3 separate regions of the Homo sapiens genome follow, and all the other regions are linked to region 1. A link is a contact called in ENCODE Hi-C or POLR2A ChIA-PET data. All regions are on one chromosome and are shown on one strand. Each heading gives the region's core, a stretch centred on a gene start or an enhancer-like site at or near the end of the contact. The rest is flanking DNA. Distances are from core to core; before and after follow the strand shown. Region 1 overlaps PDE4D (phosphodiesterase 4D). Region 2 overlaps PDE4D (phosphodiesterase 4D). Region 3 overlaps PDE4D (phosphodiesterase 4D).

The links. A loop is a pair of places that touch in the nucleus more often than their neighbours do. ChIA-PET counts read pairs that join two places held with the same protein, here RNA polymerase II (POLR2A).
Region 2: a map of psoas muscle shows a loop between it and region 1 (2.0-fold over the local background). The contact joins two enhancer-like sites. A Hi-C loop is called at or near these places in 3 of 168 maps with a recorded cell type or tissue (Caco-2, PC-3 and psoas muscle). POLR2A ChIA-PET finds 5 or more read pairs at or near these places in 3 of 52 experiments (HCT116, HEK293 and OCI-LY7).
Region 3: a map of heart left ventricle shows a loop between it and region 1 (1.9-fold over the local background). The contact joins two enhancer-like sites. A Hi-C loop is called at or near these places in 6 of 168 maps with a recorded cell type or tissue (Caco-2, endothelial cell of umbilical vein, heart left ventricle and 2 more). POLR2A ChIA-PET finds 5 or more read pairs at or near these places in 2 of 52 experiments (HEK293 and OCI-LY7).

What each region holds. Positions count from the first base shown.
Region 1 is chr5:59,350,252-59,354,419 of GRCh38, reverse strand. All of the region lies in intron 1 of PDE4D (phosphodiesterase 4D), which reads left to right. Among named protein-coding and RNA genes, the nearest start is that of PDE4D-AS1, 310 kb to the right of the region's middle. Within about 2 kb of position 2,822, at least 3 of the 41 ENCODE cell types and tissues checked have a DNase peak (open chromatin) inside an H3K27ac peak, as active enhancers do.
Region 2 is chr5:59,314,960-59,318,974 of GRCh38, reverse strand. The region is part of intron 1 of PDE4D (phosphodiesterase 4D); the gene reads left to right. Among named protein-coding and RNA genes, the nearest start is that of PDE4D-AS1, 280 kb to the right of the region's middle. Within about 2 kb of position 1,499, at least 8 of the 41 ENCODE cell types and tissues checked have a DNase peak (open chromatin) inside an H3K27ac peak, as active enhancers do.
Region 3 is chr5:59,295,651-59,299,998 of GRCh38, reverse strand. The region is part of intron 1 of PDE4D (phosphodiesterase 4D); the gene reads left to right. Among named protein-coding and RNA genes, the nearest start is that of PDE4D-AS1, 260 kb to the right of the region's middle. Within about 2 kb of position 2,943, at least 3 of the 41 ENCODE cell types and tissues checked have a DNase peak (open chromatin) inside an H3K27ac peak, as active enhancers do.

The DNA.
Region 1 (4,168 bases), core at 1,573-4,072:
GGAATTAAAGGTGTTAAACTATTTGATGTAAACATGTAAAATATCTCATAATGTCACAGCCTTGTTTTTGCATTTCTTATTTTTTAAAAAATATACAAAATCCTTACGCGGTGAAAGTAACTTAAGCTTATCTTGACCTTTAAGAGGCTTTGGATCTGATTCCATTATTGAAGCAACTGAAAGAACTGGACATTGGACAACATTTCTTCATTGAATTTCTCCCTTATAATTTTTTTTATGAGCAATATTTTTTATCTTGTAAAATCTTCAAATGTGCCTATTGTAGTGTCATTTTTCTTTGGCTATTGAATGGATAATAATGCATGCTACTGGGGGTACACTTAGCTTTAACTGGAATATTTTTCCTTGGCATGGCTTTTGCTGCCTGGTAATATTCAGGCTAAAGGAAAGCCAGGTGTACAAGATATGAAATTCAATTAGTGTCTGATTTGTTAAAGTAATAGCAAATCATATACATTTAATGAGTGTTGACTCTTGAGAAATACAATCTGAAACAGTTTTACAATGCTCAAAATAGATGTGAAAGTTTTTCAGCTGTGACAATTTTTTATCTTATGTGGGTAAAATACATTTTTATAAGAAAAGATTAATATATAGCTTATTAAGTTTGATTGAGGCAGAAAGAAGGATTGAAAGAGAAAAGAAGAGGGAGAGGGAAGGAAAGGCAGGGGAGAGGAGGGGAGCAGGGCCGTGGAAGGAGGAGTGAGGAAGAGAAAAAGAGAGAAAGCAGAGGGTTACATAATAAGGAAGGTACTTTTTCTCTGTGAGCCCAGAAGAGATTGCCAACCATGTTTTCAGTAATGGGATCAGTGTTAGCATTAGGGCACCACTTACAAAGATGAGTACTAATTTTGAGGGCAAGGTGCTGATTTATCTGCCTAGGTTCTGGCACACATGTTTAAAGATTCACCTAATTACTTTAGAGCAACGCCCCTCCCAAGTATTATAGAGAAGAAAGAGGAGAATGATGTGCTCAAGAAAACAATGTGGAGAAGTTTATATTGGTTGTTTAAACATAGTACCTAAAAAAAAAAAAATGGGGAAAAACGATCTGGGAAGTAAAGAAAGAATCAAGGAGCAAAGATTTAGCAAGCCTGTGGACCCTGACAACTCCAATAAGAGAACACTAGGGAATTTTGTGATTTAAAATATATTATTGCTTAAAACTACAGTAGTGTTCAAGGAAACTTTAAATAGAAAATTACTCTTCTTGAGATGATTCTGTCTTCCAAAGAGAACAAATCACAAGGATGTTAAAAGGAACATTTTATGTGACAAGTTTGGGGTAGGTACTATGTAAATAGAAGAGAAAGTCACTCAAGGTACATTTGAATGTAGGGCAGAGATTATTCCATAGCATTCCACAGGCCAGAAACAGAAAGTGTCTTCTAGTTTTCTTGCCCTTTATAGTAATAGGGGTCATGGGATAGAAATTCTCAGAAAATCTCCAAATCTCATTTTTGCCAATTGTTTCAACATCTTTTCCTTCCCAGCATTTTAGCAGAGCTGCCAAACAGGTGATTAATTAAATACATATGTGCATGCTTGTACCTCGTGTAGAAGGTCTAATGAGTAAATTTATTTGATATGACATAGACTGAACAGTAGAAGGAAGGATTAATGACAGTCAGATCAACAAACAAAAGTACAAATGGTATCTGGGCTATGAAAAGATAAAGCAATATTTGCCCAAACAAGAAGATCTAGATATCCCTAAATTACCTCCTATATTATTAGGAAGTAAAGACCAAATCTACAACTTTGATCTGGAAATTGTATAGTAGCTGATATGAACAGGGATCATAGGAGAGTGTGGTCTCATAGCTACTCTTTGCTACTACCAAAACCTGAGTGGTAGCACATCAGTGATTGCCCAACCAAACTGCACAATTCCCATTAGAAAAAGCTGTCTCAAACCCACATCTTAGAAAGGAAGTGAATGCCACCAGTGAATCAATACACTGGGATGTAACTTTCTGCATACCCCAAGAATACCTCCTGTTGCATAGCACTTTTTAGTTTTCAAAGCTTTTCAGATGTAACAGATGTGACAGCTGTTGTTTTTAGTGTGCCACAGCTCATCTCACTTAATTCTTTAGGGTAAGTGAAAAAGATGAGTGTAATTAGTATCAAATAAGAGAAGAAGAATTGAAGGTTCAGGGACTAGAGACCACACATATATGTGGTTAGAAAGTCCAAAGTAAGAACAGTAGAGCTAGTTTGTATTGGACACTTACTATGCACCAGGAACCATTCCCAATCCCATACATGCATTAGCTCATGCATGTCATCCTCCAAAACAGCCTCGGGAGGTGGATCTAGCATTACCTTTATCTTACAAATGAGGAAACCAGGCAGAGCAAGTTTAAGAAACCTGCACAGGTGTGAATTCTGGAAGTCTGTGTTAGAACCAGGACTCCTGGTCCCTCTCCCACCTCCAGCTTCCTCACCAGATCCTATTATCAGCACACAAGGAAAAAAATTCCATAATGAGAGGTATTGTTCTAACAGATGTACTATCTTCCTCTACTTAACTCTGAATTTTTCTCTGAAGACAGAACACCACGTAATTTGTTATAGAATAGGGCTTAGTAATCAGTTAAAATATAAACTTGTTAAATAATATCTAAACTGTCCTCTAACCTAATTGATGTTGGTTTAAAGAAATGCTAAGCAAAAGCATCAAAATAGAGGTATTTTTATATTAAAAAGAAGAAAAAGGAAAATGAATCCGTTATTTTATATTGTCTGCTTCTGCCCCCTCCTGGCTTTTGCTTCATGGGCTTCCATCTGGCTCATTTCATCTGGCCAAAAACATTGGTCATGTGGTTGTATTTTACTGCCAAATATTACTCCTTGGCCAGCTGTTCAGAGGAGCCAGAAGATTCTCTGAGCTCGAGAGGTCAACTCCATCCTGTGTCATGTCTATTTATTCTACTGGCATAGTCTTGACTATTAAACTAGGTTTCTTAATGATATTTCAAATTGTGAGTAATGTTGGCTAAATTGACAAAAAGAAATTATAGACAACATTTATATCTAAGAATAACAATACTACTAACAACCATTGCACATTGTAGGAAGAGGTAGCATGGTATAGGAGGAGAACTTTGGCTCTAGAGCCAAACAGACCCAGCTTCAGTGCCAACTCTGCTGCTTTCTTGATTGGGCAGGTTTCCTAACCTCTCTGAGCCATTTCCATGTACATAAATAGAAAATTAAAATATCTACTTCATAAGGTCGTTGTGCAGATTAGATGAAAGCATGTACGTGAATGCAGGACTACCTGCCAACTCTTTCATAGCATTTTCCAAGTCTTCACTAACATTTCACAAATTTTGTGAAGCTTCTTTTGTGAAATACATTTTCAGATAAACTATCATCATTGGTACCACTCTTGGTCACAGAATAGTACAATAGAGCTGGCTTATAAATGGTTACCTTATAAGCAACTTGCACATACAACCCAGGCTCACCTTGGAAATGTAGTGTGCAGGAATGATTGACAGCTGGCTAGCTCTACAGCCACACTGCTGCTGAGGTTCACATTTTCACATTATCACTTATAGCTATGAGACTTTGGGCAAGTTACTTCATGTGCCTCAGTTTCCTCATTTGTAAAATGGAGTATTATGAGGATTAAGTGTGTTAGCCATGTAAAGTGCCTGGCACATAGACAACACTAAAATAAATGTCAGCTATTATTAATAATAGAATGTAAGCTCCACATGGCAGCAATTTTTGTCCTTTTTTCCACCTTTGTATGGCCAGTGCCTGGAAGAGTGTGTGGTACATATTAGGTGCTTGGCGTTTGTGTATTGAATGAATGAACCTATTAGCAAATGTGTTCCGATTCATGGCAAGTGTGAGGATACTCTGCTTCCTTTTGCCACATTCATGGGAAGAGGGGGTTAGAGCTGAAGGAACCTGATGGTTCATTTGTTCAAACTCATTTGTCTTACATTGAAGAGCTTGAAGACCTTGAAAGGCCCCAGGGTCATGCAACTTGATAGCGGCCTGGTCAGAGCTAGAACCCTGGCTCTGTGTGCTTCTGTGAAAATCTTTGTTCCAATGTCCCACCCCTCACTTCAATACATATGCCATCTAATTCAGTGCTTTCAGTAAGGCAGCAAAATGAATGAATGAT
Region 2 (4,015 bases), core at 250-2,749, 34 kb after region 1:
AAGACTGCCTGCAATGAACAGAAGGGCTATGGTCTTTTTTTTATTAAGATAAAAGAATTTTCCAAATCGTTGTTTATAAAATAAAAGATTAGAAAAATTCACCTGTGTATAAATTGAACTAGACTTCTATAACATAGCAGCCATCTTGTGCAGAAAGGGGCTGCTTACGTAGTTTATTTCTTTAACACACAGTTGCTAATTACAAAAACAGCATGCATCCAGAGATTGTGAAAAAAGAAGTTAAAAAAAATCTTGCCTATTATTCTACCACCGTAACACAATTATGTTTAACATTTTTCATATTTTTAATTTATTTTCTCTTTCCATAAATTCTAATCTGTCTATAAATGTACTATTGTGGTCTGCTTCGTTGACTAACAGAATATTTTCACCCCTTTCAGAACCCTTTTTTTAAAAAATGGCTTCTTTTGTGTATTTGAAACAATTTCAACTTAACCCTATTGCATATATTCTGTAAGTAGCTGTCCTTCATGAAACAGACAACTTTTTCTTTTAAAAATCAAGGAGATTGTACAGAACTTTGTGATTTTAATTACTGCATGGCAAACTAATTCAGTCTCATATCCTTTCCATTTAATAGGGATTTGTCCCTAGCTATGTGACCTAAGCAAGCTCTTTAACTGTACTCCACCTCAATTTGCTTATCTGTAAAACATGGATAATATTATTTTTAGTCTAAAACTTCCTCTGGTATGACAGAAAAGACCAATGTGAAACAATTCCCTGAATTTGTCAATAAACCATGTTACATTTATAAAAATGCCTCCAGTGTACCCAGACCAGAGGAATCTGTGGCTTATACTAAAACGTGTATTATGTATTCATTCTCAAGGTATATGCCAACAGTTAAGTTAGAAATCCATCCCTTTCTCTGTCACTTGTCCAAAGTCAATTACTCCATGCTTCTTTTACATAAGGAAAACTATCTTAAAAGGAGGAAGTAAGATCACGGACAAACAAAAGTTCATAAGGTCTTTCATTTTACTGCCTTTCAAAAGGTTAAGATCAGAGAACTTAGACATGCATAAGCTTTGGTTTGAGGAACAATTGAGTCAACCATCGTAACAGAGGGCCTGAAAGTATCTGAAGGTAGAATGAATAGTTTATAGTAAGCCAGTCCACTCTCAGCTCTGAGAACATCCAGCTGCATAACCTCAAGGGAACTGCGTGGAAAAAATTAAGGGAAATTCTTTGGGCTTTAGAGCTTTTCATTTCCTATGAACAAGGCATCTCCTGCCCTTGTCTCACCCATATCTCCATTGTCCTCATGTAGTCTTCTGCTGGTTCACTGTGTGCCTGGCAAGTCAGGTTCTTACGCGAGGGAAAGAGCTGTTTTAAGTTGTTTATGAATAGAGAAAGCAGATTCAGTCAGACGTAATCTGACTCTGTATGCCTGCAGGGGTTGTGGCCTTTGTTAGTTTATTATGCCTGTAATTTGGGAAGTCATGCTGCAGAGATGTAAAGTGGGATGGGCCTGAAATAGGTCTTGTAATAAAAAGGCAGTTAGGGAAGCCTGCTGGTGTCCTGCCTGGTTACTACTATCTAAGTGCAGCAATGTGTTAGTTGATTTTAATAAAGAGTTGAAATCATTGTTAACTGGCCTCCCTCCCACTGAGTGAAGAAGGCAGATTACACAGGCACACGTTTGCCTCCCCTAGTGTGTACTATGAATGCAGCTGCTTCTGAAGGGCCAGCACGTGGCCTTCTTAAAACTTTCCTTGGCTGGGGTTTTCCCTTCTTGCCAACTGGTGCCCACCAAGCCAGTGGATGCTCTCAACGTCTAGGCAAATGCCAAAAATGTCATCTTTGGCTCAGATGTGCACTGGCCTGTTAGAGACAACTGCCATGCAGAGAAGGAATGTCATCAGCTGCTAGGTCTCAAATTATCAGCCTGGATTGACAGCTGCAGGATGTAGTGCCTGCCTATAGTACTGAGGCCATGACCCACCTCTGGAGAGACCACAGCCTCATCCCTAGAGTAGAACTGGAAATTCTCCATTGAGACAGGAAGGCAGCACTTGAACCTGGCAGGTTTTGGAGTGAAGTGTCTAAGGACAGAATTTCTCATTTCTCCACCTCTGCCCATGTGTAAGGCAGCAATATTTTCATAGAGGTGAAGAAGGCAGGTGTCCCGTGGTTATTATGACATCTGTTTACCTCATTCTAGTCACTGTGCCATGTTTCACAGCCATTGTCAACTACATTTGGTGAAAACTGTTTCCTCCGTCCACAACTGGAACATTGACACTAACCACATTCTAGAGTTCATTACATAGAGCTGTGTCTGTGGGTAAGTTAACAGGTAGTTTTAAATAACTAGATATAGTCTTTTCCTCTTCCATGTAAGCCAAGATAATATTTCCACTTCTCCTTCTGAACATGTGAGTACAGTTTATATATAAATCAACAGCAAGATGGAAATTTACTCTGAGCTTTGTGATGTTTTCACTTTAAGATGCTGTAGTTCTGATCCTTTATACATTTATTTCATTTTCCCCATCTCAACCCCAGTATATAGCAACACTCACCTGCTCTAGAACATGATTATCAACTGTTTCAGCTATCAATGTAACATTAAAAAAAAAGTTCTATGTTCAAAGACTAAAGGAACCCAGGTAGTTTCTTTTAAACAGAAAGACTAGTTTTCATGATCATAAACATGTAAAGAAATATGTCATTTTTGAAATTTCATGAATCTTATGTCTATACCGATTCCAATTCCAAACTCAGACTGGCAATCTGCCTTTATTATTGCAAAGCCCCATAGCTTGTTATCTTCATGTACCTCTTGATCAAGTATTTAAGTGAAATAAAGAGTCTAAATGTTACGGGAGGTGAGTCCAGGCAGGGTCTACGGCCCTCAGTTTTTGTCTTCCTGGAAGAAAAAAATTCAGCTGAGAGACAGATGTAGATTTCAGACAGAAGCAAAAGTTTATTGAAGCAAAGTACATTTGGAAGGGACCAAGTGGGCAACTGGAAAGATTGAGTGTCCCGCCTGATTATTGGCTCAGGACTCTTATAAAGTTACTATTTCCTGATTCTTCCTGATCTCCTCCCATCATACTTCCTTTTGGGCCAGCTGTTGGCTAATCGCCGCGTGCTCAGTGACTTGCCAGTAATCTGGGAGGGGCTGCATGCGCCATTTGGTGGTTGTAGTTATGCACATGTACTCTTTGGGCAATTTTCCTTTACTGGTCTAGTGCCCCCAGAGGAAGGTCATATACCAGTCAAACTTTGCCATTTTGCCCCTTACTGTGCATGCCTGCTCAATTCCTAGGGTTTTATCGCAAAGTTGTTGCCTACAAGCTTAAGATGTTTCCTGTTAGGAAATTTCCCCCTCCCTGGTGCCAGCCATGACCATCTATCATTCCTGAAGAGGCCACCTGACAGTCACAATGACAGTCATTTGACTGTCTCCTGACATTCCTTGGGGCCCTATCCTGCCCTGCTCATATCCACCTATCTACCTACCCTAACATATTCCCCCCTCAAGAGTGTGAGACTCAATTATTTGGGGCTAGTGGATGAAGGTCAGTCCTCTGTGGCTGCTTCCTGCTGAAATAAGGGCTGTATTTGTCCTCTGGGTCTCAATCTCTTGCTAATTGTCAGAACAGAATGGTCCCATCGGTAGGTAGAATTGGTGTCCAGCCAGGTCCAGGGGAAACAGGTGTATGTTTTCTTCACATTTGGGTAGGGAGGTAGATATTCCTGTATTGCAGAATTTCTGCTCCTCAGTTCAGCTAAATCCAGGTTCTGTGTCACGACCAGGAAAAGTTAGGCATGCAGACACGTGGAAGGGTGAGGGGAATGGAATTTATTATTTATTGGGCGAAAAGGAAAACAAGAAAAGAAAAACTTTCAGCAAAGTGAGAGGGGTTTCTGCCAGCAGGCTCCCATCTCACAGATTGGATTCCAAGCCCCCACACACGAGCTAAAGTTCCCAGGCTCTTTCCCCCCAACAAGGCATGAACTTCCTGGTAGCTTTACCCCATCG
Region 3 (4,348 bases), core at 1,694-4,193, 55 kb after region 1:
CCGGGACTACAGGCACGGGACACCACGCCTGGCTAATTTTTTTGTATTTTTTGTAGAGACAGGGTTTCGCCATGTTGGCCAGACTGGTCTGAAACTCCTGACCTCAGGTGATCTGCCCACCTCGGCCTCCCAAAGTGCTGGGATTAAAGGCGTGAGCCACTGCGCCTGGGCGAGCATTTTTTTTTATTCCAGTGTTTCTCGTTAATCTACCCCATGGCGTTTTATTTCAGGTTGTATGTATGCCAGAGATGAAAAAAGGCAAATGACAGAAGAGCAAGTATATGGAGAAAGATAGGAGGGACTTGAGAAAACTTGGCAATTTACTAAAATGAAATGGCATTGTTTCCATATTTACCAAAAACAGACAAACAAACCTAATCATTCCTCTCATTTTGATCAGCTTTCATGTATATTTTCTAGGCCTAATCAAAATCTTCTTTGGTGTCACAAAATAATGGAAGAGACATGTATTGGTTTAGGCTCCTGCAGCAGTAGACCCCAATATAAGGAATATTAGTTGTTTATTTAGGAAATTCAAGAAACATAAGTAAAGGAGTAGGGAAGTGAGACAGGAAATGGAAGGATCTCTGAAAAAATACACATCATCAAGTCCGTTCCCACAGAGGGAAACAGGAGCTCAGTCCCCATTGTTGGGTTCTGGAAGACAGTGTGGAACAGACCCCAGAGTTATCCCAACTGTGAGATGAGGAAGCTGGGGTGCTTTTCACCAACTCTTCATCCATCACCTGCTTCCGGGGGTCATTAACAATCCACCACTCCCAGGTTATTTATGCTCAGGCCAGGCATGTAACTGCAGCCAGAAAATAGCCCTTGCCAAGACTCACAGGAATTAAAAACCTTCAGGCAAGGAGCTACTGGTCTTTGTAATAATAAGCTTTGAGAGGCGGGTATTCAGAGGCTATGGGCACCAATAACTTCCCTTATGTGAGTCATAAACACAAAGTTAATTTTGTTTGCATGTGTATACAAGTATTTTGAATGAATGCTTCTCTTTGTTTTGTGTGTTTGGAAAATTTAAACAAAATTATTATTGTTTTTGTATTGGTATTTAAACATCTGAATATGTAACATCAAAGATGATATTAAAAAGTATAAAGCAAATTATCACAAAATCAGATGTGCAGTTACATGTTTACTTGAAATTCTCTCTAGACTACATTTGAAATAGGAGCTTCCATAGGGGGAAATTTAAATTTTTTTTACAAGTTGTTTAATTATAATGTGCTTTAAAAACACTTTAGCATATCATAAACCTTCAAAACAAAATGAGTAATCATCTTCTGAGATCCATAGAAAATGTTTCTTAAATGTCACTTTCAATTACCACTTCTGGAGCTAACTTGCAAAACAATTGTGTTTCCACCAACTGAAATATGTTTTCACCAAATTTAAGATAATCTGTGGTCAGTGTGAGCTTTGTCTTGATTTAGGAGGAGGAAAGCAAAGTTCCATTTATGAATACTTTGAAAATTTTCAGAAATTCTCCTAAATTGTTTCAGCAACCAGGCCAAAAGAGAGGCCTGGAATCCCAAGGTGAGAGGAAACTTTAAAAGTTACACTTATGGCCAGGCACGGTGGCTCACACCGTAATTCCAGCACTTTGGGAGACTGAAATGGGTGGATCACTTGAGGCCAGGAGTTCAGGACCAGCCTGGTCAACATGGTGAAACCCCATCTCTACTAAAAATACAAAAATTAGCCTGGTGTGGTGGTGCATACCTGTAATCCCAGCCACTTGGCAGGCTGAGACATGAGAATCACTTGCACCCAGGAGACAGAGGCTGCAGTGAGTGAGATCATCCCACTGCACTCCAACCTAGACAACAGAGTGACACTCTGTCTCAAAAAAAAAAAAAAAAAAAAAGTTTCACTTGTGCCTTGGGGTTGGCTGCCTGCTATCATATTTTTGTTGTGTTCTTCTACCCCAAGCTCCAGTACCTCCCCTCACAGAAATCACCTCTCCTACCAACCCCAAGGGAACCCATTCCATTTTTATTAGAGAGTTCTTCTTTACATGGCCTCAAGTCTTTTCATCAAGATTTACTGATAGAATAACAGTAAATCCACATTACTCCAGGTGTCTCTTTGCCCTTACCTAGCCTTTGTGTCTATGCCATTCTTCTCAAGGAAATTGCCTTCCTTTATCAGCTTTAAAAGTCCATATTTGGGATCCCCTCTCCTGGAAACATTCTCTGACTATCCAGCCCAGATAATTTTTTTTCTCTGCTTTCTCATTATAACATTCATGATCTGTGTCATTCATTCATTCATTCATTTGCCCAATATTTCTTGAGTGCTTCCTAAGTTCAGGCACTGTTCTAGGTACTGGGGACATAGGAGGATAGAAGCCAGTCAAATTTTGCACTCACTGAAACTTTACTTTAGTAGGTAAGAATCTATAGTTTAAAAAAAAATTCACATATGAGGCCTGTGAAGCAAATAAAGCAATAATGTGGTGGTTTTCATGGACATTATGTCTTTCACTACCCGTCCCTCTTTTTGTTGTAAACTCTCTAAGGCAAGTATAACCTCATCTATACATTAGTATTTATTTACCACAAGGACCCATAAGTATTTATTGATATATCTTCCTAAGTATGTGATAATATTCTAAATAGATAGTAGATTTAATCATTGGGATTTATGTGAAGTTGGATTAAATAGATAACATGATAATTACATTTAGTATTGCATGGAAGGACACATTTTCTCACTTATAGAAGCCTAAACAAATGTCACAATGTTGATAGATTCCTTTATAGGATGTTAACTCTGAAGCTGTCGTGAAAATGTGTGAACTAGTTTCACTTTCAACTTGATCCTTTTGGAATCATGACAGATTTTGCTAGCCCTTAATTCTTCTGCAATCTTTGTTGATCCCTCCTATTTCAATCTCATAAGACACTTATCTCTCCTCCAGAAAGATCTGAAGGGTTAAGTCACCTATTTATACCTAATTACAGTGAGCCCTGTGTTGGATTTTTAAGGGATAAAAGGAAGTATCAGATCTCAGTTAACTTATGTACTGTCTACAGTGCCTAACAATGACACAGGATGACTCAGTTAAGGAGAAAAATACTCCATTTATCAGCACAGAATTCTTCCCTTTAAGCTATCATATGGTAGCTAACCTTGCCTAACCTTGCGAGTTTAACCTTGCTTTTTACGTGCATGCACGCGTGTGTGTGTGTGTGTGTGTGTGTGTTACTAATTTCTAACTGTACCAGCTCCTGAATTAATATTTGGCAACATCAATATTCCTTGTATAATGAAGAAGCATGGTCCAAGAGACTTGGATGTGACCTCTCTAAACATCAACTTACAGCTGCAAAATAAGGAATAAGTTGTAATTATTCCTTATTTGTAACAACTACCTTACAGTGTTGTTTTGAAGATTAGAAGAGAATATATAGATGAAGTACCCAGTGGACAGTAGGTATTGAATAAATGTTAGTTTCCTTCCACCTTCTCTGGCTTATGTAACAAAATTACTCATTCTACTAGTCACTCAGACTTTAGTTAATCATTAGCTAAAGAGTAACAATGCAGGATTTTTTTTTTAATAAATTGGCTAGGATTGGTTTTATGCCTGGATGGAATAGGCACTTGCCATTTCATCACAATTCAAAATTCCTCCTGAAGGCCTGAAGGCCTGAAATGTTTACCATTGGAAACTAATCCCACTGTATGGTTACTATTATTTATTATATCTATTAACTTATAAAATATTAAAATATAAAGTAAATATTACCCTACTGATGCATTAGCCACTCAACATAAATGAGTTTCTTGGAGATTAATAAAGCAGTACATCAGTATGTCCCAAACAATGGCTAAAAGGAAACCTAGTAACCACCCCGACCCCAAACTTGTTTTGTTAGGCCAGTCAGATTTTTTTTTTTCATTTTGAATTAGCATCACGATTGAAAGTGGAAAGATCTCACATATAACTTCACATTTCTCTGTACAATTGAGAAACGTTGGCTATGTTGGCTCTCTGAATAGCAGCTACCTCCTTTCAAGGTTTGTATTTACAATATTTCCCACCCCCATGAGTCCTTATTATCCTGACACTGAGGACAAATATGAGTTGCTGTCCATCAGCATTCCAAAGCTGTTTTTTTTTTTGTTTTTTTTTTCTTACACTTAGCCTACTTCACTCCCTAACACCACCAGCCTGATTTCTGAGGGGGCCTGAGGTAGGAGGAGGAGAATGGAGAGCACTTTCTCTGAGAGCCGCCATTTTAACAGATCATTAAAGACACGATATTCACATGACGGTTGCTTACTCTCTGATGAAAACTACAAAAACAGAATACACAGGGAA